2 separate regions of the Homo sapiens genome follow, and region 1 is linked to region 2. A link is a loop called in an ENCODE intact Hi-C map of the cell type or tissue named here. Cell type or tissue: tibial artery. All regions are shown on one strand. Each heading gives the region's core, and the rest is flanking DNA. Links, peaks and the distances in the headings are about the cores only. Region 1 overlaps PLCH2 (phospholipase C eta 2). Region 2 has its middle 28 kb from the start of PEX10.

Region 1 (11,136 bases), core at 1,853-9,852, 63 kb after region 2:
TGCCAAATGGGTGGGTGCGGGCATGGTGCGCTGGGTGTGGTGGGGAGGGCTCGGCTCAGACGGTCCCTGAAGCCCAAGGGGCGAGCAGGGGACCCGCTGGGGCCTCGGTTCTGTCCTGGGCTCTATTGCCCTTGGAGCCTCCACACCTCTGTGGCATGCTGCCGACACCAGGCTGCCACTGACACCAGGCTAGCACTGGGGCAGGGTCCTTCAGGCCTTGTGGGGGATGTGGGAGCGATGGTGCAGGCCTGTCCACCTACTCCCAGGGATACCTGCCTGCGAGGCTGGCTGCGCCAGCTCCGGGGATGTCCCTCCAGGATGTGCTGGCCTCAGTCCTGCACAGGTGTGAACCTTGGAGTCCCATTCACATTGGGTGAACGAGGGGCAGACGGCAGATACGCGGCAGCTGTGCAGGGGAGGCTAGCGTGTGGTGGTGGGTGGGCGGGGCACACACCTGGAAGGTCAGGTGCTGACCAGGGCAGCCTTGTGTCACCCTCGCAGTTGCCCTGAACTACCAGTCAGAGGGGCGGATGCTGCAGCTGAACCGAGCCAAGTTCAGCGCCAACGGTGGCTGCGGCTACGTACTCAAGCCTGGGTGCATGTGCCAGGGTGAGGCACTCGGACACTCAGGGCTCGGACGCTCAGGGCTCGGATGGGCCTCCTGGGTGTCCCCAGAACAGAGATCGGAGCCCCACAGGCTAGCAAGGGGGTGGGGGCGGCTTTGGCAGAGTCCCCTGGAGGGTCAGGTTGGGACGAAGCTCCCAGGATGCTGGGGAGGTGGGTGGGGGAACCCTCCTTGCTAGCGTTGCAAAGAAGGGCCCAGCTCCGTCAGGAATCCAGGGATGGAGAACTGGGGAGCCTGGGCCCCACATGAGATTCATGGCAGGACTTGTCTGAGGGGCCCCAGTGCCAGCGACCCAGCCCCCTGTGCCTGGCCCCTCTGTGGGTCTCAGGACCTGGGTCTGGGCTGGGTGTTTGGAGGAACCTCCTCCCGGCTCTCAGACACCTCTGTTTTGTCTGCTGTGGATGACTTCCAGCTTGGTCCCCCTGTGGCCCTGGCAGGAGTATCACCATGGGAGAGGGCAGGACAGGGGCTGGGCGAGCAGGCCTCCCACTAGACCAGGCTACTCCTGCTGTGGACCAGCTACTTCCACCTCTGCCCTTGGCTTGCCCTCCTCAGAGTTCTCAGCCTGAGTGGGCCCTGGGGACACTGTCACCAGAGACCCCACCCCTCATACCCCCAGGGACCCAGACCCACCCCCAGAAGCCATGTGACCTCCTCGGCTCAGCTGTGGGAGGCATGGGCTCTGTCCCACATGCTGCGGTAGCCACAAAGGTGATCCATACTGGGCCAGGTGCACCCCGAGGTGCCCCCCTGGACCACTGCCTCCCTCCCTCCCCCTGGCACCGGCTCCAGTCTCCTATGTGGGGGCTGGGGAGGGGGCTGTTGGCAGCCATGCCCCAGCAAGCAGGGGGCTTGCTGAGGGCTGGGCCACTGACCACCTCCCCGGCATCCCCTCAGGCGTGTTCAACCCCAACTCGGAGGACCCCCTGCCCGGGCAGCTCAAGAAGCAGCTGGTGCTCCGGATCATCAGTGGCCAGCAGCTTCCCAAGCCGCGCGACTCCATGCTGGGGGACCGTGGGGAGGTGGGGGCCAGCCCCACACAGGCGGGAGGGGTGGGAGTTGGGGGCGGGCCGGGCATCGCGATGGGCCCTGATGCCACCCCCACTCCTGTGTCCCAGATCATCGACCCCTTTGTGGAGGTGGAGATCATTGGGCTCCCTGTGGACTGCAGCAGGGAGCAGACCCGCGTGGTGGACGACAACGGTGAGGCTGGGCCGTGGCTCCGTCACACCTGTGATGGAAGTCTGAGGGGGGAGGGTTGGGGCTACCTGGTGTGCCCGGGTGCCCTGCCCAGGCCTCCCTCAGTGACAGTCCTGGGCGCCCTCCCCTCTAGGTGGGCAGTCCCGGAAGCAGCACCGGGAGTGGCACTGGGAGTGGTGTGGGCCGGGGGCTCCAGGCTGGAGCGGTGCTGGGCCGGGCCCTCCCCATGGGACACTCCTCCTGGCGCTGCTTCCCCAGGGTTCAACCCCACCTGGGAGGAGACCCTGGTTTTCATGGTGCACATGCCGGAGATCGCGCTGGTCCGCTTCCTCGTCTGGGACCACGATCCCATCGGGCGTGACTTCATTGGCCAGAGGACGCTGGCCTTCAGCAGCATGATGCCAGGTGGGCAGGAGTGGACACGGTGCCCCCCACACTGGCCGAGGGCCCCAGGGCAGGGCAGGTACTCTTTCCCCTGTGAGTCAGTGCCTGTGTAGGTGGGCCTGCACCTGGCACCAAAGAGACAGGAGCTGAGGACGGGAGGAGAGCCAGCCTGGGGATCTGCGGGTCAGGCAGGGGCATGGCCTGTGGGGGAGGGGCCACCCCCAGGAAGAGGTCCCTGCAGGCTGGTGCAATGCCAATGGGCTTCCTGGAGGAGGTGGGGTAGTGCTGGGCCCACAGGAGGCAGAGGCCCCAGGCCTGGGCTTGTTGGGTGTATCTGGGGTCTTGGGACCTTTAAGTAGAATGGGGGGCAGAGCAGGTGGGGGCCCTGGGAGGCTGTGACCTCATGACCCTGCTGACCCACACTGCTCCAGGCTACAGACACGTGTACCTAGAAGGGATGGAAGAGGCCTCCATCTTCGTGCATGTGGCTGTCAGTGACATCAGCGGTAAGGTGAGTGTCACCCCCTGCCACCAGCCATCATGGGGAGGGGCCACACCAGCCCCTTGTCCCATGCCCCCCCATGTGTCCCCAGTGCTGGGTCCTGAACTCAGGCAGTGAGGCCTAGGGTCCCCTCCCCGGGCCTCTGCTCCTCTATCTCAAGAGGGGCTGCTGTGGGGGCCTGGCTCCTGAGCCACCAGTGCCCACCTCTGATCTCAGGGCTGGCTTTGGGCATCTCGGGCAGGACAGGTCCTGAGTGCTCCGGGCCTTGCCCCGCCCTGTGTCACCCATGCCTGTCTCAGACTCTTGGGGGCCTTGCAGCCTCCACCCCTACAGTGCTGCCATCTGGCTTCTCAGCAGGGACCGAGTGATGCCCCTCTCCCCTCTACTACCCCCCACCCCTCTACTTCCTGGTGTCACGTGGAAGGCAGCTGCCCGGGTTTGCCTGTGACTCCACACCCAGCATGTCTGTCCCCTGCCCCAGGTCAGGGTGGGGCCTCGGCTTCCGCAGGAAGTGGTCTTGGTGCCAGCCCTGCTGCCCTGGCTTTGAGCTGGGGCCCAGTGCCCTCTGGGTCCTGCTGGCTGCAGCTGGCCCTCGGGGAACCCGCACACACAGCAGGAGGGGCCTGCCCAGGCCCAGTGCTGACTCTCTCCTGCCATGCTCTCGGGCCCAGAGGTGCCATCCAGCCCCTGCCGTCTATCCACCCATCTGTTCCTCGTCCCCCAGGCTGCAGGGCTCCCCACGCCACTGCTGTGGCCGCCTCACCTGCTCCCCCTGTCTCTTTGGTCTTGCAGTCGGCTTCTCTATGGCCACAGCCTACTTTTAGAAGTGCAGCTCTGTTAGGAGCCTTGAAGGTACCCGGTGCGCGGGACAGTGCGGCCCGCCGCCCCTGCATGCCCAGGCCGCACCCCATTAGCATCCATGATTCCTGGTAGCATTTGGAGACTGTCGCTCATGTGACGTGGATCATGACATGGCTCCGGGGGCCCTGGCCATCCCCAGCCATAGTGGCATTTACGAGGCAGATCCAGGGTTCAGCTGGGTGGCCGCCTTCTCACTGGCCTCTCCTCCCCTCCCCTCCCTCAGTCCTCCCTCCCCTCCCTCAGTCCTCCCTCCCCTCCCTCAGTCCTCCCTCCCCTCCCTCAGTCCTCCCTCCCCTCCCTCAGCCCCTTCCCTGGCGGGCAGCCCGCTGGAGCCCCCACTGTGCCCCTCCTATCCCCCTCCTTCTCTCTCCTGCCCCCATCTCGGACCCTCAGGCTGTTGGTTCTGAGTTCGCCTCCCACTCCCTCCCTGTCCTTGCCAACCATGCCAGTGCATGGGATGAGGGCACCCCTGAGGCCGGCGCTCCGAGCCAGAATCCCGGATCTGCTTCTAAATGGCTTCCCAGCCACTGTGACCAAATGCGTAGATTTGGGATCTTGAATCAGGAAGCTGATTCAAGTGCTGGCCATCTGAACGCATCTGCCCAGAGGCGCCCCTGCAGGGGGGTGACCCACCTGCCGGGCCTGGGCCGCTCTGTGCACGAGCACGGCTCGTCATGGGGGCGCGGTGGGTGCTGTCTCGGGGGCATCTGGCATGTGAGGGCCCCTCTGGCCTCTGCGCCCTGGAGATGCGGCTGCCTCCCTCTCAGCAGCTGTTCTGCCCAGGCAGGGACCTCCTGGGCCCAGCTGTCCAGGAAGATTGGCTGTGGCCAGGTGCTGGTGGGCTGGGAGTCTGAGCCCATCTTGGCAGGGCTCAGGGGGCAGCAAGCCAGCTGCGGGCCTTGGGGGCTCACATGAGTGGAGGGCAGGGCAAGACCAGAAAAGGCTGCCTGGGGGAATTCAGGAAGGCTTCCTGGAAGAGGTGGTACTTCCTAGGGCACGAGTATCACCATGGGAGTGGGCAGGACACGGGCCGGGCAAGTGGGCCTCCCGCTGCACCTGGCTACTCCTGCTGTGGACCAGCTACTCCTGCCTGAGGGTGGGGCACACACAACCAGGGAGTGCCACGCCAGTGTCCCCTGCTAGCGCCGGGGGCTGCGGGCCTCTGAGCAGGTGCAGGCTGTGGTGGGCCAGGCTGGGGCTCGAGGTCTCTCCTCCGGAGGGAAAGACCTTCTCTCCATGCCCCTCAAGGGCCCCACATGCCCTGGACAGGTCAGGCGAGGGCAGTTTCTGCCGGAAGGGTGGGGTGGGCCATGTGTACTTAGATCTGTAGCAGCTACTGTCCCAGGCAGAGCTGCCCTAGGGACCCTGCTCCTGAAGGCCCTGGTGTGTCCACACACCCCCAGCCTGAGGTGGCCCAGCCCCTCGGACCGAGACACGCATGGCACGTCTGTGGCACGGTCTGGAGAGCTGGCCCTGGGGGAGCAGCTGCAGCTGGGCTGGGACCCCTGGCAACAGCTACATGGGCTCCTTCTCTTGCAGGTCAAGCAGGCTCTGGGCCTAAAAGGCCTCTTCCTCCGAGGCCCAAAGCCCGGCTCGCTGGACAGTCATGCTGCTGGGCGGCCCCCGGCCCGGCCCTCCGTTAGCCAGCGGATCCTGCGGCGCACGGCCAGCGCCCCGACCAAGAGCCAGAAGCCGGGCCGCAGGGGCTTCCCGGAGCTGGTCCTGGGTACACGGGACACAGGCTCCAAGGGGGTGGCAGACGATGTGGTGCCCCCCGGGCCCGGACCTGCTCCGGAAGCCCCAGCCCAGGAGGGGCCCGGCAGCGGCAGCCCCCGAGGTAAGGCGCCAGCTGCGGTGGCAGAGAAGAGCCCTGTGCGAGTGCGGCCCCCGCGTGTCCTGGACGGCCCCGGGCCTGCTGGGATGGCCGCCACATGCATGAAGTGTGTGGTGGGATCCTGCGCCGGCGTGAACACCGGGGGCCTGCAGAGGGAGCGGCCACCCAGCCCGGGGCCTGCAAGCAGGCAGGCAGCCATTCGCCAGCAGCCCCGGGCCCGGGCTGACTCACTGGGGGCCCCCTGCTGTGGCCTGGACCCTCACGCTATCCCGGGGAGAAGCAGAGAGGCCCCCAAGGGTCCTGGGGCCTGGAGGCAGGGTCCAGGCGGTAGCGGCTCCATGTCCTCGGACTCCAGCAGCCCAGACAGCCCGGGCATCCCCGAAAGGTCCCCCCGCTGGCCTGAGGGTGCCTGCAGGCAACCGGGGGCCCTGCAGGGAGAGATGAGTGCCTTGTTTGCTCAAAAGCTGGAGGAGATCAGGAGTAAATCCCCCATGTTCTCCGCCGGTAAGCCCCTCTTGCCCTGCGTGGTCCTCCCGCACGCCCCTGGCATGGCTGGGCCTGGGTCACCTGCTGCTGCTTCTGCGTGGACGGTGTCGCCTCGTGTGCTCGTGCTCGTGGCTCTGTATCCGTGGCACTGTCTCCGTGGCACTCTGCTCCCTTGGCTTGCCTGTGGCCCATAGCCCCAGCCCTCCTGTCTGAGCTTGAGGCCCTGGGACTTGGGTGGAGCTGGTTTGAGGCCCGACAGGCTGGGAAGAACCAGCTGCTCTTGCTGAGGGTCTGGGGCCGGGACTGTGGCCTGACATGCTGGGCCCCTCCGGCTGGGCGCTTCCCCAAACTCACCTCCTGGGCGGCTGGCGACCTGCATGGCCCCTGATGCCTTTCCTGGGACTGGGGGCCACGTACCATCCCATTCCCACCTCCCTCTAGGGCAGGCTCCAGGGGTCCCTACTGGGAAGTCTGATGTGGGCAGGTAGTGCAGCTGCTGGGCGTCTCCTGCGCCCCTGGGACGCCTGGAGCCTGCTGAGTGCTGCGTGGAGTAGATTCCCTGGGCCCCAGGGCTTCGCTGCTTTGGGCTGAAGCACCCCACTAGAAGGGTGTCTCCTTAGCCTGGAGGGAGGGACATACACGGAGCCCGCCCCACACCACCCTGCCCCTCCAGACCCCCCTGACCAAGCTTTCCTTTCTGCCCCCACCCACGCTGCCTCCGTAGTTAGGAACTGAGAGCGGCGAGTGACAGGTAACGGGGCCCAGCCCCGGTGTCCCGTGCTGTCCCAGCCCAAGGAGGGCCCCGTGTGCGGCACAGGGCGTGGACTGGGCCCCAGCAGCAGCAGGGTGGGGACACCGAGTGTGCCGCGCCCGGGGGATGCCTCGGGGTGGGAGCTGGGCCTGGCGACCCTCGGCACAGGGCACCGGGGACACCACCCTGATCCGACTCCTCTCCGCCTCTCTCCCTGCCTCCCTCTCTCTCTTCTGCTTCTCCCTCTGGCTCTCTCTCACTCCCCCACCTCCCCACAGACACCCGCCCCCTCTCCACGCAGCGGCCACTCCCCCCACTGTGCAGCCTGGAAACCATCGCTGAGGAGCCCGCCCCAGGCCCTGGTCCCCCGCCACCAGCGGCTGTCCCCACCAGCTCTTCTCAGGGACGGCCCCCATACCCCACAGGACCCGGAGCCAATGTGGCAAGCCCCCTAGAGGACACTGAGGAGCCCCGAGACAGCAGGCCTCGGCCGTGCAACGGCGAGGGCGCCGGCGGGGCATACGAGAGGGCCCCCGGCAGCCAGACGGACGGCAGGAGCCAGCCCCGGACCCTGGGCCACCTGCCCGTGATTAGAAGGGTGAAGAGTGAGGGGCAGGTGCCCACGGAGCCCCTGGGAGGGTGGCGGCCCCTGGCCGCTCCCTTTCCAGCTCCTGCCGTGTACTCCGATGCCACGGGCAGTGACCCGCTGTGGCAGCGGCTGGAGCCATGTGGCCACCGAGACAGCGTTTCCTCCTCCTCCAGCATGTCATCCAGCGACACTGTCATTGACCTCTCCCTGCCCAGCCTGGGCCTGGGCCGCAGCCGTGAGAACCTCGCTGGAGCCCACATGGGACGCCTGCCCCCCAGGCCCCACTCGGCTTCGGCTGCCCGCCCAGACCTGCCACCTGTGACCAAGAGCAAATCCAACCCCAACCTTCGGGCTACAGGCCAGCGGCCTCCCATACCTGACGAACTGCAGCCCAGGTCCCTGGCCCCAAGGATGGCTGGCCTCCCCTTCCGGCCTCCCTGGGGCTGCCTTTCCCTGGTGGGCGTGCAGGACTGCCCCGTGGCTGCCAAGTCCAAGAGCCTGGGCGACCTCACTGCTGATGACTTTGCCCCTAGCTTTGAGGGCGGCTCCCGCAGACTGAGCCACAGCCTGGGCCTCCCGGGAGGGACACGGCGGGTGTCGGGGCCAGGGGTGAGACGGGACACCCTGACAGAGCAGCTGCGCTGGCTCACTGTCTTCCAGCAGGCAGGAGACATCACGTCACCCACCAGCCTGGGCCCGGCTGGGGAGGGGGTGGCAGGGGGCCCTGGTTTTGTGCGGCGCTCCTCCTCCCGCAGCCACAGCCGCGTGCGTGCCATTGCCAGCCGGGCCCGCCAGGCCCAGGAGCGGCAGCAGAGACTGCAGGGCCTGGGCCGGCAGGGACCCCCAGAAGAGGAGCGGGGCACCCCCGAGGGCGCCTGCTCCGTGGGCCACGAGGGCAGTGTGGATGCACCAGCACCCTCCAAGGGAGCCCTCGGGCCAGCATCCGCGGCTGCTGAAAACCTGGTCCTGCTCCGCCTCTGACCGTCAGTGGTGGGAACCTGGGCGGCTCTGGAGGCCCAGGGCAGGGGTGGGCGTGTTGTTTGCTCAGGAAACAGGGCAGCCAGGCCCCCAAAACTGTGTCCCCCTGGCTGCCCTGTGTCCCCTCCACCCCTGCCTCCCTCCTGCCCCTGCTCCCGGGGAGGAAAGGCTAAAGCTGCTGGCCCGGGGCCCACAGGAGGGGCTTCGAGGCTGGCCCTGCCAGGCAGTTTTCCCGGCGTTTTAGGATCTGTACATAGAGAAATATTTAAATTTTTAGAAGCAAAACTTATACAACATTAAAATGATACCAAGTCCCTTTCCATTTTTACCTGGTTTTTCACCCCAGGTGTGTGTGGTGTGCATCTGTGCGCACCTGTCCTGAGCCTGCCCCGGGAGGCGCGGCTGACCTGGCCACGGCACAGGCGGGGGTGCTTGTGAGGCACCAGGGCTGCTCAGGACGGCCGTCTGGGCCTTGCCCTGAAGCCTGTATCTGCCTTGCACCGACCACGCCACCCTCTGCACCATGCCTAAGCCTCTGTCAACTCCCAAACGTGGTTCTGATAAACGTGCTCACCAGCACGCATGGGCTTCCCGTTCGCTCAGCCTCCTGTGCCACTTACTTACCAGGTGCCCGTCGGAGCCTGCGCCAGGCCCAGAAGACACCCCAAGAAAAGACCTGGCCTGTCCTCAGAGGGCTGAGCTGGACAGGCTCCCAGGGTAGGCTGCAAAGCCTGCTCCTCAGGACGCAGGCCCTAACCCCGGGCCACAGGCCCCCCAACCCGGGGGACTGCTCTGCCTGCAGAGCATGGTGGTTCCAGAAAGGCCCCTACCCTAGAGAAGCTGGGGTGCTGGTCGGGCCTCTGGAAGCCTGTGCTGCAGCCCGTCCTCTGCTGCCCCAACAGTGGGAGTGGGTGTGGCCCACCCTGTGGCCAGGGGAGTCAGGGGATGTCCTGCCCCATGAGGCTCTGTCACCTGCGGCTGCCCAAGGGGCCTGCCCGGCGCACCACCCGGATGAGCACTGCTCTGTCGGGGTATCCCGTCTCACCCCTGGCTGCGTTGTGCCCAGGCAGGGCCCTTGGGAAGGCGGGCCTGAGGCCCGGAGGCCGGGATCCTGGGGTGCTGGGGGAGCTCTAAGGGGGCTGTTCTGCCCTCACCATGTTCCTGCACTGACAGGGATTGTGGGCGGCCACAGGAATCGCTGTCACCACTTCCCCAGCTCAGCCAGGCAGAGGGGCCACTGGTGCCGCCCTTCCCCCAGCCCCACCACGCCCCTCAGAGAGAGCCTGGCAGGACTTCGTCATCCTCGAGCCCCAGAACACTTGCGTGTGGGCAGCTGCAGCCCCACCGAGAGCAGGGGTGTGGTGAGCTGGTTGCCTGGGGCCCGGGGCGGCACCTGAACCTGAGGAGTCTCAGCTCTGGGACAGGGGACTCACAGAGCCCCCGGCAGTGACACTGACAGCAGCCTGGTGACCGAGGCCTCCTGGCGAGCCCCCAAGTGGTGCCGTGGGCAGGGCAGAGGTTGGGGAGCCAGCTGGGGGTCTGCGGGAGTCAAGGAGGGGCTGAGGGCCTGGGGCCAGCTCGTGTTTTGAGGAAAGCGCCGTTGAAATGGCCACATCAAGGGAACAAGGCAGAGGCCAGAGCCCTCCTGCTCCAGCTCCGGCTTCGGCGGGAAAGGGCTGGGGAAGGGCTGGGAAAGGGCTGGGGAAGGGCTGGGGTCACAGAGGCTGGGGTTGCCCGGAGGCACAGGGGTGCCTGGCTCATAGGCTGGGTGGCCCCTTGTGCAAGAGGGGAGCTGAGGCCGTGGCCACCGGCAGGCCCTGCATGGGGGTGTGCAGGGGCTGAGCCTGGGCTAGGCCCTGGTGTCTTTGTCCTGGCTCTGTCCTTCCAGGCCTCTGTGCATCCCCCACCTCCTCCTCGGCATCCTGTCTGGGCCAGGCTCAGGCCAAACCTCTGTAGTGGGTGCGTCCCCAGCACAGATGGACTCTCCAACCCCGGGGTCAAGCCCTGTGGGTGTCAGGCCAGGCAGTCACACATCCGGGTGCCCAGAGCGGCCAGGCCACTGCTGCCACCCACCACCAGTGAGGGTGGGGCCAGGATGGGAGCAAGAGCTGGAGGGGCCGAGTGGGGTCAGGGAAGGCTACAGAGATGCAGGCTGGGAGGGCTTCCCCATCAGAGAGCCGGGCCTGAGGAGAGGGCCGGAAAGTGGTGAGGGCCCATGGGGTTCCGGGGGCTGGGCCTCTGCCCTGGGGACCCACAGGAGGGAGAAGCTGGAGCCAGGGGGACAGTCCACCTCAGGATAGCCCAGCTGCCCCCGGGCTCCTCTGCCAGGACACGAGACCCTTTGGTGGCCGCTGCACGAGGGCTGGGACTCAGGTTCCACGCAGACTCCAAGGGCAGGTCACGAAGAGACACCACAGTGGGGGCCAGAAATGGCCACTGGGCACCTCTGGGCAGGCCAGGTCTCCATGAGGGAGGGGTCTTAGCCTCTGCAGGTTCCAGACCACCAAGCAAAGCTGTCTGGAAGGTGATCCATGCCACCCCACCTCCTTGGCCTAGGACAGCCTGTGCTTGGGGGTCTCAGTGAAGCCTCTGGATGTGGGGGACCCCAGCGGGGGTGGGGGTGGTGGGGCAAGGTAGCAGCTCAGCCTCCTCAGGGCCTGCCCAGCAGCTCAGCACCAGGAACAGCTCCCACCACATGAAGTCAAAGCTGGGGGCCTGCAGCCAGCCCACCCCAGCAGGGCCTCCGCAAGCCCTGTGCCCTCCTGCCCTCTCTACGATGCTATGTGTGGTCTCAATCCCACACCTGGGCTGAGGGGGAGGACCCCCAGGCGCCTCAGAGCTCCCAGGGGCCAGGCCCAGCGGGCCTCCCTGCTGCCAGCTCCCCCCAGCCATGCCCACCCTAGCCACAGAACACGGCCCCAGGGAG
Region 2 (11,136 bases), core at 1,286-9,285:
GGCCTGCGAGCCTCAGCATGCAGCAGGCCGGGCAGAACACCGGGGCGCAGGGACTTGGCTTTGTCAGCAGCAGGAGGCAGGTGCACTGACCTGGATGGTCCTGCCTGGGCTGCAGAGAAGTGGGCAGTCCAGGAGCTCTGCTGGGAGGAGGAGTGGAGCTCACCAGGACGAAGGAGAGCATGTGGAAGATGGTCCCGGGGGTGAGGACCTTTCCTCCAGGAACCCCTGTCACCTGCGGACAGTGAGCAGGCCAGAGGCCGGGCAGGGGCTGTGGGGGGTGGGGCCCGGTTGCTGCCTCTTGCAGGGAGGGCACCTGGGCTCGGGGTGTTTCCTCAGAGAGGATAGGGAAGTGAGGCTCACGCCCAGGGGTCCCCGGGCTCTGGGCTGACCAGCGCTCTCACACCACCCTGGGTAGTCAGAGGGCACCAGCAAAGCTGTTTTAGGTTCCAAATGGCTGGAGGCTGGAGGCTGGAGGCTGGAGGCTGGAGGCATGTGTTAGTGAGGCGGGGATAGCAGGCGCAGGGGCCTCTCTTTGCAGGGACTGGGGAAGGGGCCAGGGACCTCAATGGGGTCCCTGGGGAGGACAGAGGTGGGAATAGTTGCTGGCTGGCAGGGCCCGAGTGCAGCGTGACACGGCTCTCAGAGCCCACAGCACGCCTGGCCTGTTGTGATCTCCAGGAGGGGAGACTGGGTTTCCAGGGTCCTTTGATGGCTGTGGAGTACAGCCAGGGTGGAGAAGATGATGAACTGTGGGCAGCTGGGGTCCAGAGCCCCTGCGATGGGAGGCTCAGCTCAGTCTGGAGTGAGCCCCCACACCTGGGGGGCTCAGCTGGGAACACCTGGTCTGTCCAGTGTGGGGCTGAATTTGCTGCTGAGACTTGGGCTCTCATCATCTCTCTCCCTCTGGCCAGGAAAAGAGTGAGGGCCCCTCCTCCCTTCCTCCCTCCTCTCCTCCTCCCTCCTCCCTTCTTCCCTCCTCCCTTCTCCCCTCCTCCCTTCCTCCCGCTTCCCTCCTCTCTCCTCCCTCCTCCCCTCCTCCCTTCCTCTCTCCTTCCTCCCCTCCTCCCTTCCTCTCTCCTCCCTCTTCCCCTCCTCTCTTCCTTCCTCCTCCCCTCCTCCCTTCCTCCCTGCTCCCTCATCCCTTCCTCCCTGCTCCCTCCTCCCTTCCTCCCTGCTCCCTCCTTCCTTCCTCTGTTTCCTCCTCCCTCCTTCCTTCCTGCCTCCTCCTTTCCTCCTTCCTCCCTCCTCCCCTCCTCCCTCCTCCTCCTTTCCTCCTTCCTCCCTCCTCCTTTCCTCCTTCTTCCCTCCTCCCTTCCTCCCTCCTCCCTTCCTCCCTCCACCTTTCCTCCCTTCCTCCCTCCTCCCTTCCTCCCTCCTCCCTTCCTCCCTCCACCTTTCCTCCTTCCTCCCTCCACCTTTCCTCCTTTCTCCCTCCTCCCTTCCTCCCTTCCTCCCTCCACCTTTCCTCCTTCCTCCCTCCTCCCCTCCTCCCTCCTCCTCCTTTCCTCCTTCCTCCCTCCTCCTTTCCTCCTTCCTCCCTCCTCCCTTCCTCCCTCCACCTTTCCTCCTTCCTCCCTCCTCCCTCCTCCCTTCCTCCCTCCAAGGTCAGTGGTGACTCCCCAGGGCTTAGCCGTCACCTGTGGCTCTGTCTCCTGGGAGGCCTGGAGAGGCAGGGGTGGGTGGCTATGCAGGCTGTGCTGGCAGGCATGGCCTGAGGGTCAGGCTAGTCCCTTCTCCTAGTGTCCTGGAAACTGGCACTGAGTGGGCATATGCAGCCTTGTCGTGGGCACTGTGGCTCCTGGAGTCTGGTGAAGAGGGCAGGGTTGGTCTTCCTGGGCCAGGGTAGGTGGGGACCTGCAGGCAGGGGAGGGTGTGGGCAGCATGGCCCATCTGGTTAGAGTGTCCCAAGAGACCACCCAGCTGAGGCCTCCTGGGGAGCTCTGGGGCCAGGGTGCACCTTGGGTGGGGGTGAGCATGGGGACCTGAGGTGCTGCTGGGGCCCCTCCCCGGGGCTTTGCTCCCAAGACCCTCCCACAGTCCCCAGCCCAGACAGGGCCGCCAGGCCTCTCGCCTTCTGTGGGGCAGGGCAGCCCCCATGGGTCAGGTGCTCAGTGTTGCCCTGGGGCCCAGTGGGCAGGTGAGGGAGCAGCAAGGCCACAGCAGGTCCCCGGGTCATGGAGGGCTTGGCTGGGAGGGAGCAGGCTTGGGTTATGGCCCGGGGTCACTCTGCCAATTTCGGTGCCTTGGTGGGCTGCGAGCCCCTCTTCTCTGAGCACGGACTCCTGTTCCAGAGGCCCCCACATTCTCTAGGGTTGCTCCATGCAGTGCCCAGCTCCTACTCCTGTCCAAGACTGACTTAGACCTCCTCTGGCCAGCTGGACAGCTCTGCCCAAATCTCAAATTCATCATCCCTGAGGACTCAACCTCAGACCCTGACTCCAGGCCTCCCTGCTGGGCAAATAGCACCCACCGCAACTAGGGGGCCCAGATCCTGGGAACACCCTCCCGCCCACCATCCGACTCAGCCTGGGGGTTTCTCTCCTGTCCCATGTCCCACTCTTTGCTCCACCCCTGCAGCCTCCACCCCTTCAGAACCACCCTCAAGTCATACCTGGCTAAGCAGGGGCCATAGCCAGATCGCCTGCTCCCTGCCTCTCTCTCTAGGGACAGGCAATACACACATGCACACGCACACACGAAGGCACACACATTTGTGCAGACATGCACATACACGTGTGCATACCACACACATACGTGCACACACATATGTATACCCACCCCCACACACATAGGGAAACACATGTGTACATACAACACATGTTCACATGCACCCAAACCACACACGTGCACACACAGTACATGCACCCACGCACGTGGCCGTCCATCTCAGTGGTCTTCCAGAACTCGCCTCTCACCGCCTCCTCTTTGGCCTCGAAGGCCTTCCACGATCTGGCCCTTGCCTGCCTCTGCCACCCCACCCCAACTGAGCATCCGCCAAGGTCCCTCCAGGCCCGCCTGGCACCTACTGCCTCAGCATTAGTAAAGTTCTTGGCAACTTGGTTGTGTGCTGGCTTTGCAGGTCCCTGGGCTGAGGCCTCCCCCAGGGCAGGGTCACACTGCGCTCCCAGCCACCTGGCTCAGAGCCCTGGGGATGCTCAGAGCGTGCCTGTTGGCAGCCGTGGAAATGAGCAAGCGCGGAGATGAACGGCGCTCGGCAGACGGTGTGTGCTGGCGCCCGGCCCTGTGCAGGCGACAGTTGGTTTACAAGGAAGTGTGCACTGGGCCCGGCTGGCGTGGGGTAAGAAGAAAGGGCAGGGCCCAGTGTCCCTGGGTCCCACCAGTCTCTGCCCCTTGGCACCCCTGGGGCATGACTGTGAGGCCGAGGGGCCCAGGGTCAGCCCAGGTCAGCAGGAGGTCCAGGGGAGGGTCTGTCCAGGAGGCACTCCCTCCTGTACTGTCTCCCATGCCCCTGCCATGTCCCCTCCAGCTCACCTCCTGCAAAGGTGTGCACACTCGACCCTGGCCTCCATCAGAGAGGGCAGCATGAGGGCTCTGGGTGTGGGTGCCCACAGGAAGGGGAGGGGGCTGGTGCTTCTCCACATCGTCTTTGCCGATTGCCCAAGAGAGAGCACCCCCGGCCACTGCGGCTAGGGCAGGTGAAGGTCCCTTCTTGCCCCCGCCTCCCAACACCTGCTCCCCACAGCCTGGAAGTCTATTTTCCTCCAAATTTGCTCGGATCATTCCAGCTGGGAGCACCCCCCGTCCCGCTGCCTGCCCACCAGTCTGCCACCCTCCCTGTGTGCCAGAAGGGCCTCTGGTCCCATGGGCACCTTCCCTGCAGATCTAGGGTCCTTCAGGGGGCGCAGCGTGTGCAGGGGGGAACCGGGGCAATTCACGGCAGCATTGAGTGTTTTGCCCCACTTCGCCGGCGTGGGCTGCCCTGCCCAGGGATCTGGATGGGCCGATGGAGCCCAGCTCTGGCCACATGGGTGGCTCCAGGTAGAAGTGGCTTTGACTACGCCCTCCCAGCCCTGACCCAGCTCCCAGGGTCCCTGTCTTGCTAGACCTGGACGGAAATATCTCCCTTGCCAATGAGAAACTGTTTCAAGGCAGGATACCATGTCTCTGGGGACCCTGGGCAGGTGCCTTTCTCTCTTTGTGCCTCAGTTTCCCCCTCAGAGAAAAGGGTGTGTCAGGCCTCAATGATTCCTAAGGGCAGGCAGTGCCTATAAAGACCTTTGGCCCCCCCGAGGGTGTCCTCACCCTTCTCGCTGGCACCAGCCCATGCAGCAAGGTGCCTGGGGGGTCTCAGAGCAGGAGGCTCAGCCCTGCCCACCCACCCCAGTGCTGGCCAGACCTGGTCCCCGACCCCAGGGCTGCCCCCGGGTTCTGGGCCCTGTTCATGGGAAGCCAAGCCAGGGGCAGCTGATCCCATCCCACCCGTTCGTTGTCTTGAGTTCTGATTGAGAACGGGACGTCTTCAGACCAGATGCTGGTGGAAAATGAAACACACACTTTCTAAATTTAGCTGCTGAGGATTGCACGTTTACCCGATTAAGCCCATTGATTGAGTTGCGTGCACGTGCTCTCTCTGCAGTGCTCAGCTGTGCCTCTCCGGGCTGTCTGTCCTCCATGGTGACCTCAGGCTGCAGAAGGGCCTCTGAGACCTCCCGCCCAGGTCTCTGGCCCTGAGCCATCTGTTCACCTGGGGCTGACACTGCCACCCTCGGGGGAGAGTCCCGGGGTCCGTGGGGAGAGCCCGTCAGAGTCCAGCTGGATTCTTCTCCACTGAGGAAAGGCATTGCCTGAGAGACACCGCAGCCAGGCCTGGCTGGAGTGTTCGAGGGCAGCGGGCACGCGGCTCCCTGCCTGCAGGGACCTCATGATCTTAATGTGAAGGGCAGACTCAAAATCAGGGCAAGGTCATGTCCGGGACACTGCGGGGGACAAGGCAACCAGGGAGGCTTCCCAGAGGAGGTGCCTCGTTCCTGACCTTGGAAACCAGGCAGGGGTGGGCAGGGGGCCTGTGGAGAAGGGGGAGTCAGGCTTGGTGGAGTGTCTATGAGGGAAGGGCAAACAGGGTAGAGAAGGCAGCTGCAGCCAGTCCACAGGGCCCTGGGTGCCAGGCTGAGGGGTCCGATGTAGCCTGTGGTCCAGCTGCAGGGGTGGGTGTATTGGAGTGAGGCCTGCAGGCCAGATGGGGTCTGTGGGTATGGCCCAGGAAGTGGCCCATCTGGGAGCGCCCGGGAAGGAAGACTGGCTGGGAGGGCTGGAGCTGGGGAGGATCTCGGGTGGGGGGCAGGCGGTGTGCCCTGGCTGCCGGGGTTGCCCCCAGGAGCACCCGGCCATGGTGGTGGGTGCCTCCACACAGTCTGCCGTGAGAGGAGGCCTCTCTCCATGTCTGTCGCTGGCCTTGCCCGGCCCGCCCGGGGATCTTGCATTGCTGCGACCAGGGATCCTCTCTCCATGTCTGTCGCTGGCCTTGCCCGGCCCGCCCGGGGATCTTGCATTGCTGCGACCAGGGATCCTCTCTCCATGTCTGTCGCTGGCCTTGCCTGGCCCGCCCGGGGATCTTGCATTGCTGCGACCAGTGATCCTCTCTCCATGTCTGTCGCTGGCCTTGCCCGGCCCGCCAGGGGATCTTGCATGCTGCGACCAGGGATCCTCTCTCCATGTCTGTCGCTGGCCTTGGCCGGCCTGCCCGGGGATCTTGCATGCTGCGACCAGGGATTCTTGAGCCTCTGGCTCAGGATGGAGATTTCTTTCACAGTTTCCAATTTGCGTTTCGGTTTTGGCTTCGTGCAGGAGGCCAGGTTTCTGTCTCATTGCTGTTGGTGTCATCTCTCTGCCTCTGTCCCTGGGTCCCTGGTGCTTGGCCACGTCCCCCCGGGAACGGAAGGCTGTGGGTCTTTCCTCCTGGGGCCTCATCTGAGGCCACTGAGCTCCACAACTGCCAAGATCTGGCTGTGCCCGGGTGGTCCTGCCCCCAGGAAACCGCCCCGACCATGCTGTCCGGGAAAGGGGGTGCAGATGGGCATGGTTCAGAGGGCACTGCCCGCTCCAGGTGCCCAGGAAGTGGAGGGGGTGGGTTCCCATCCTGACTGCACCTGGCTCCAGGTGGTCTCTAAGCCAGGCAGTGAAAGGGGTGCTCAGGCTTTCATCTGAGGAAAGCCCCTAGAGGGCCGGGGGATGGGAAAAGTGGAGAGAGCCCCCCTGGCAGCCCCTGCCGGCCCCTGCCAGCCCCTGCTGTGAAGCCTCAGAAGCGAAGAGGCGCGGGCACCACACGTATGGTCCCAGAGCAACTCCCAGCTCCAAGCAGGCGTCGCATCCGGCCTGGGTTTGGCTTCTGCCAGCTCCTGGGCCTGCACTGGGAGGGGCTGAGCGTGGGGGCATGGGGGTGGGCAGGAGCCTGGGGATGTTCATTCACAGCACCGAGCTCTGTGGGTACTCTTTCATTCACCCACACCTCATTTATTCCTCCTGCACGTTTCTGAGCATCGACTGGCACGTCCATCCTCCACTCATCTGCTGAGTCCACTCTCACTTTGGGATCCCAGACCAGCTGATGCTGTCACGGTGGGGTTTCCTCCTGGGAAGGAGAGGGAGGAGCGGCAGCTCTGCCCTGGCCTGGGCATTAGGTCCCTGGTGTAGGGGTAAGCAGAGAAGCTGCAGGAGCCAGCACCCCGGGAGAGGAAGCCAGGGTGGAGTCTGGGAGTCCCGTGGGCCAGTGTGGCCAAGGGAGCCAGGAACTAGCCTTTCCTTGGAGGAGAAGCCCTGGAGCTGCCGCAGGGTTCACTGGGGGAGGAGCGGCTCTCTTTGCCTTCCATCCACAGCCCGCATTAAGGCAGCCACACCTCAGGGCGCAGGGCTCTGTCAGCCCCTCAGGGTAGTGATGACAGAGGCTTCACTGCAGGCTCATGGTCCTGGGCAGAGGCTGCTAGAGCCCGCCCAGCCTCAGCCAGATGAAACATCCGGGAACACACACCCGGCACAGAGTCTCCAGGGCTGTGTGGAGATGGCACTGCCTGGTGCTCCTGGAAAGCAGAAAGCCTCGGGAGCGGAGCTGGCCCTGCAGGCGGCAGGACGTAGCCTCTCCGCGGTGAGCTTTGCACCAGGAGGAATCCTGACCATGCCCCAGGCTCTGGGGCACAGCCAAGCAATAGACTGCTTGGGGGAGTCAGAAACCTCCTGGGCTTCAGCAATCAGGAAAGAACCATAGACACCAGCAGGTCTATTCCTGGGGAAACTGAGGTCTGGAGGGGAGACTGAGGCCTCTCGTGAATCTGTGGGGAGCCAGGACATGCACCTGTGTCTTCTGTCTCCTCTTCAGCCACTACGCCAGGGCCAGATGGTGGGCAGGGTCTGCTTTGGAGAGCAAAATAGAAACTCCGGCAACACTGGTCCTGAGTGACACGCTCCCACGCACCCCTACCCCACCCCTGGCCTCCTCCCTGGCTCCCAGCTTGGTGCCCATCTCGGGCCTCATCTCAGACTCAGCCTTTCCTCTCCCTGGCAGGCAGAGCTGACGGGCCCAGGGATGTGTGTGTCCTTAGTGGCCTGTGCCCCTTTCTCAGCTCTGGCGAGGACCCCCTCTCAGTCTGAACCACTCATATTAGACCCAAAGAACAAAGTCCAGGGACCCTTGGGTGCAGAAGCAGCATGGTGTGGGTGCACGGGGCTGCCCTAGGGTGAACGCTGTGGCTTCCCTCTAAGGCTGGAGGCTGGCCTTGTGGGTAAGCTGGGGGCTCTGAGTGCAGGAGCCCTTCTTGTTCCAGAGTCTGCCAGGAGGGTCTGTTGGGAAAGTTCTGCCTCTTGGCTCTGTGGCCAAGGCAGACCTGGGGGAGCTGAGGCCTCTCTGGACACAGGCCAGAGCTGGGCAGTCTCTCTTGACTTGTCTCCCGCCTCCTCCTTCATGGCTGCCTGCAGCAGAGCGGGGAACCGACGAAGTGCCTGGAAACAGAGAAGCCTGGTGGGCAGGGAGGGTCCCCAGGGTCTAGGGCCTGTCTCTGTGGCTGCTTTGGGCCTCCAGGGTCTGGAACAGTGGAAGAGTTGACTGGTGTGGGGCTAGGGACCTGCCCAGGGGAATGGTCATCCTGGTTCTCCCTGGGGGCACAGGAGGCAGCACCAAGCTCCCTCCCCCCAGAGGTGGGTGGGCTGGCCGCCCGATGGGAGCTAAGGGTGCCCTGCCACCCTCTTGGGGCTGGGCCGTACCCCGTTCTCAGCAGTCCCAGGCACTTCTGCAAGGGTCTGCATGTGCCCCTGACATCTTAGTTGGGGGAGGGGTGGCCCAGGCCCCAGTCCTCAAATGGGGAAGGGATGGCCCAGGCCCCAGTCCTCAAACGCCAGGGTGTTGGGAGTGGGGGGTGGGTTGTAGTGTCGCCGGGGCCCCTGTCTTGGCTTCTTCCAGCGCCTGGGCAAACGCCCAGCCTGGAGATGGGAAGCGCTCTCGGCCCCGCCCCCTTCCCGGTCCCGCCGGCTGGGGCCACGGGGAGCCGGAGGGAGGCGGAGGGGGAGGTGTGGGGAGCGGAAGGCCGCAGGAGCATCTTTGCGGAGAAAGTACTTTGGCTGCGGCGGGCGCAGGGCGGGCCGGCTAGCCCCGCGCCCCACCTGTTCTGTGCGTCGCGCTCGCCCGGTTGCGCCCGATCTGCCTCCAGCCCGGTGCCCGCCGCGGAGCCCGCGCCCCCGGCCCCCTCCCGGCGCGGGGCGGGCAGGGGGTGTGGTGCGGGCGGCACGAGTGACAGCGCGCTCCTCGCGCGGCGCCTCCACGGGGCGCAGTGTCACCGCGCACAGCCCGCCGCGGGCCGCCCGAGCTGGCGGGGCGATGCCGCGGGAGCCGGAGCCCCAGCCCGAGCCCGAGCCCGGCCGCTGACTGCGCCTCCCGGCCCGCAGCCCCCGCCCCCGCCGCCCTCGCTGCCCTCGCTGCAGCCGCCACGGAGACAATGGACGCGGGAGCCGCCCCGCAGAAGCACAGTAGGTGCCGCTCCTGCCGCTGCGCCGCTGCCAACCGGGATGCGCGGGTGGACGCGCGGGGGCGCCGCAGCCCTGGTGCGGGTCGGGGCTGAGCCGCCTGGGCTTCAGACTCGGGAGCGGAGGCTCGGATCGCGGTGGCACGGGCAGGGGTGCGGGCGCGGGACTGTGGGCGGGACGGGCGGAGCGGTCTTGAGCTCTCCGGATGGCCTCAGGTGCGGGGTGAGGGATCTGGGGGCCGCCCCTCGGCAAACTTTCCTTCCCCGGGCTTCTGCGGAGGTCGCACTGGGGCTGTGACCGTGCTGAGAATGACCCCTGCTGAGCCCAGGCCGGGCACCCCGATCCCTGCCGGATGGTGCCGCAGGGCACCCTGTGTGGGTCCGGGAGGTGCTGCGTGGACTTGCCGCATGGCACATCTGCCTGGGCTGCAGGTGCTCATCTGGGGGGAGCCGGCCTCTCCCCACACTAGCAGGTGGGGTGCAGCGGGCACTGCCCGGGCAGGCGGGAGCTCCGGAGGCCCTGGGGCGGCCCTGCTGGATGGTCTGTAGGACACGGGAGGGGGAAGTGTTTGAGTGTCCACTGCTGAGGGGTCTCCTGGGCTCTGGACCTGCCGGCAGAGCTACAGGGTATTCTTTAGGGAGATGGGCTCTGCTGGAGCTGGTGGAGGAAGATGCCAAGGAGATAAGAGGCTTCCCCTCCCCTCCGCTCCCCGCCTCCCACACTGTCTGGTGACACTGGAGGCAGCCAAGGTGGCCACTGATCCCCACTGTGACCACTGAGACCACTGGAACTGCCCTTCCCCCATGGCCTTCTCCCTCCAGGAGAATGGACCCGATCGGTGTCCCCTTCGTCCCCTGACACGTTGGTCTGGGGAGGCGGGGTCACGGTGCCCCAACACCCCTGACTTGGGGAGCCCATGGTGTCTGCCTGCCTGGGTGTCTGATCCTAGAGACTCCTTCAGCGAGGTGCAGCCTCAGAGGGGATTCAGGCACCATGGGAGGCCGGGGAGGGGCAAGTCAGAGGGCGGAGGCCACTGTCCTATCTCCTGCTTGGTTGGTGGGGACAGAAGCCAGCCTGTTGGTCTCCCCTAGGACCCTGGGCTGATGGGAGAAGTCGTCTCTAAATTGGCCCCCACTATGTTCCCTCTGCACTTAAGCCAGGGCCACATTCTCCGCACTGCCCTAGGGGAGGGTCTGGGGTCTGGAAAGGATGAGGGAGGCAGGTGTGCACTGGGCAAGTGGGTGCCTGTGGCTGTGCTGAGGGTCCCCACAGGCCCCTTCCCTGAGGCTGAACGCCTGATGGCCCTGCCCTCTGGGAGGTGAGAGAGCTGAGCCTGCAGCCTCGTCTGGACGAGGCAGGGAGGGAGACTGGCGCCTGCTTGGCATGTCCCCAGGGAAACCAGGGCAGTGAGAGAAGAGGCTGGAACAGGCCTGGGCAGTGGTCGGGGAACTGGTGGGAGTGTCTGCTGGACAGTGTGTAGAAGACTCGGGGCTCGGGGCTTGGTCTGGTGGCCTTGGCCTCAGATCCCTGAGCATGAGGCTGGGGTCAGGCCTGATGTCCAGCCTCTGGCAGAGCTGGCTGTGGGTGGGGAACAGCTGGGGGTACGGGGGAGGGTGGGGACAGGTTGGCAGCGGCCCCTCCTGTGGGTGACCAGGTAGGGACCCTGCCCAGAGGGGGGAGGCAGAGGAGCTGGTGGGCAGGAGAGACCCCCTACAGACCCTCCTAGGTGGTGGTGGGGGCCTGGCAGCCCGGTTCCCGAGGCCCTCACTGCTGCTGCTGGAGTTCAGGTGACATAATCTGCACGGCACACACGGATTGCCGTAAGCCGCAGCAGCCAGGTCTGACAATACGAGTTGTAATTGGATTTTAATTTTTAATGTCCACAACACATGAAGAGCTTCGGACCAATTTGTGTATCTTCTGTTACTCTGCGCCTAATAGGACCGCTTCATTAGCTGCTGTCGCACCCACAGTGCCGTCTGTCCGGGAACGGAGGGAGCCTGGCCCGAGCCCCATGCCAGAGCCCCAAGAGCTGCCTGCCACCTGCTCCAGTGATGGGCACGCCGACGGGAGGGGGGCTGAGGACCAGCCCAGAGGGTCCCTCCCGCTGCCTGGCCGGGCTTCCACCCCCGTCCTGCTTCCCTGTCCACTGCAGTCCTAGCCAGGGTG

Evidence for each region. Hi-C counts contacts between places; a loop is a spot of excess contacts. Peaks named below come from ENCODE experiments on the same cell type or tissue, not always from the same donor. Only the 100,000 strongest peaks of a DNase experiment are listed, where the experiment ranks them.
Region 1: a loop joins it to region 2, with 2.2 times the contacts of the local background. A loop is called at or near these places in 2 of 110 quality-filtered maps.

The regions. Positions count from the first base shown.
Region 1 is chr1:2,497,001-2,508,136 of GRCh38, forward strand. It overlaps PLCH2 (phospholipase C eta 2), which reads left to right. Exons shown (of 22, transcript NM_014638.4): 15 at 1-10; 16 at 502-609; 17 at 1,523-1,647; 18 at 1,744-1,828; 19 at 2,084-2,230; 20 at 2,641-2,720; 21 at 5,112-5,409; 22 at 6,922-8,532. The coding sequence ends at 8,213. Among named protein-coding and RNA genes, the nearest start is that of PANK4, 24 kb to the right of the region's middle. RefSeq lists an enhancer at 2,072-3,271. In tibial artery, for the core only: no CTCF peak of the experiment used is centred there; no DNase peak of the experiment used is centred there; H3K27me3 peaks cover 7,472 bases.
Region 2 is chr1:2,435,003-2,446,138 of GRCh38, forward strand. It overlaps a transcript of PLCH2 not described here. Among named protein-coding and RNA genes, the nearest start is that of PEX10, 28 kb to the left of the region's middle. RefSeq lists an enhancer at 10,589-11,136. In tibial artery, for the core only: no CTCF peak of the experiment used is centred there; a DNase peak (open chromatin) is centred at 5,659; H3K27me3 peaks cover 7,136 bases.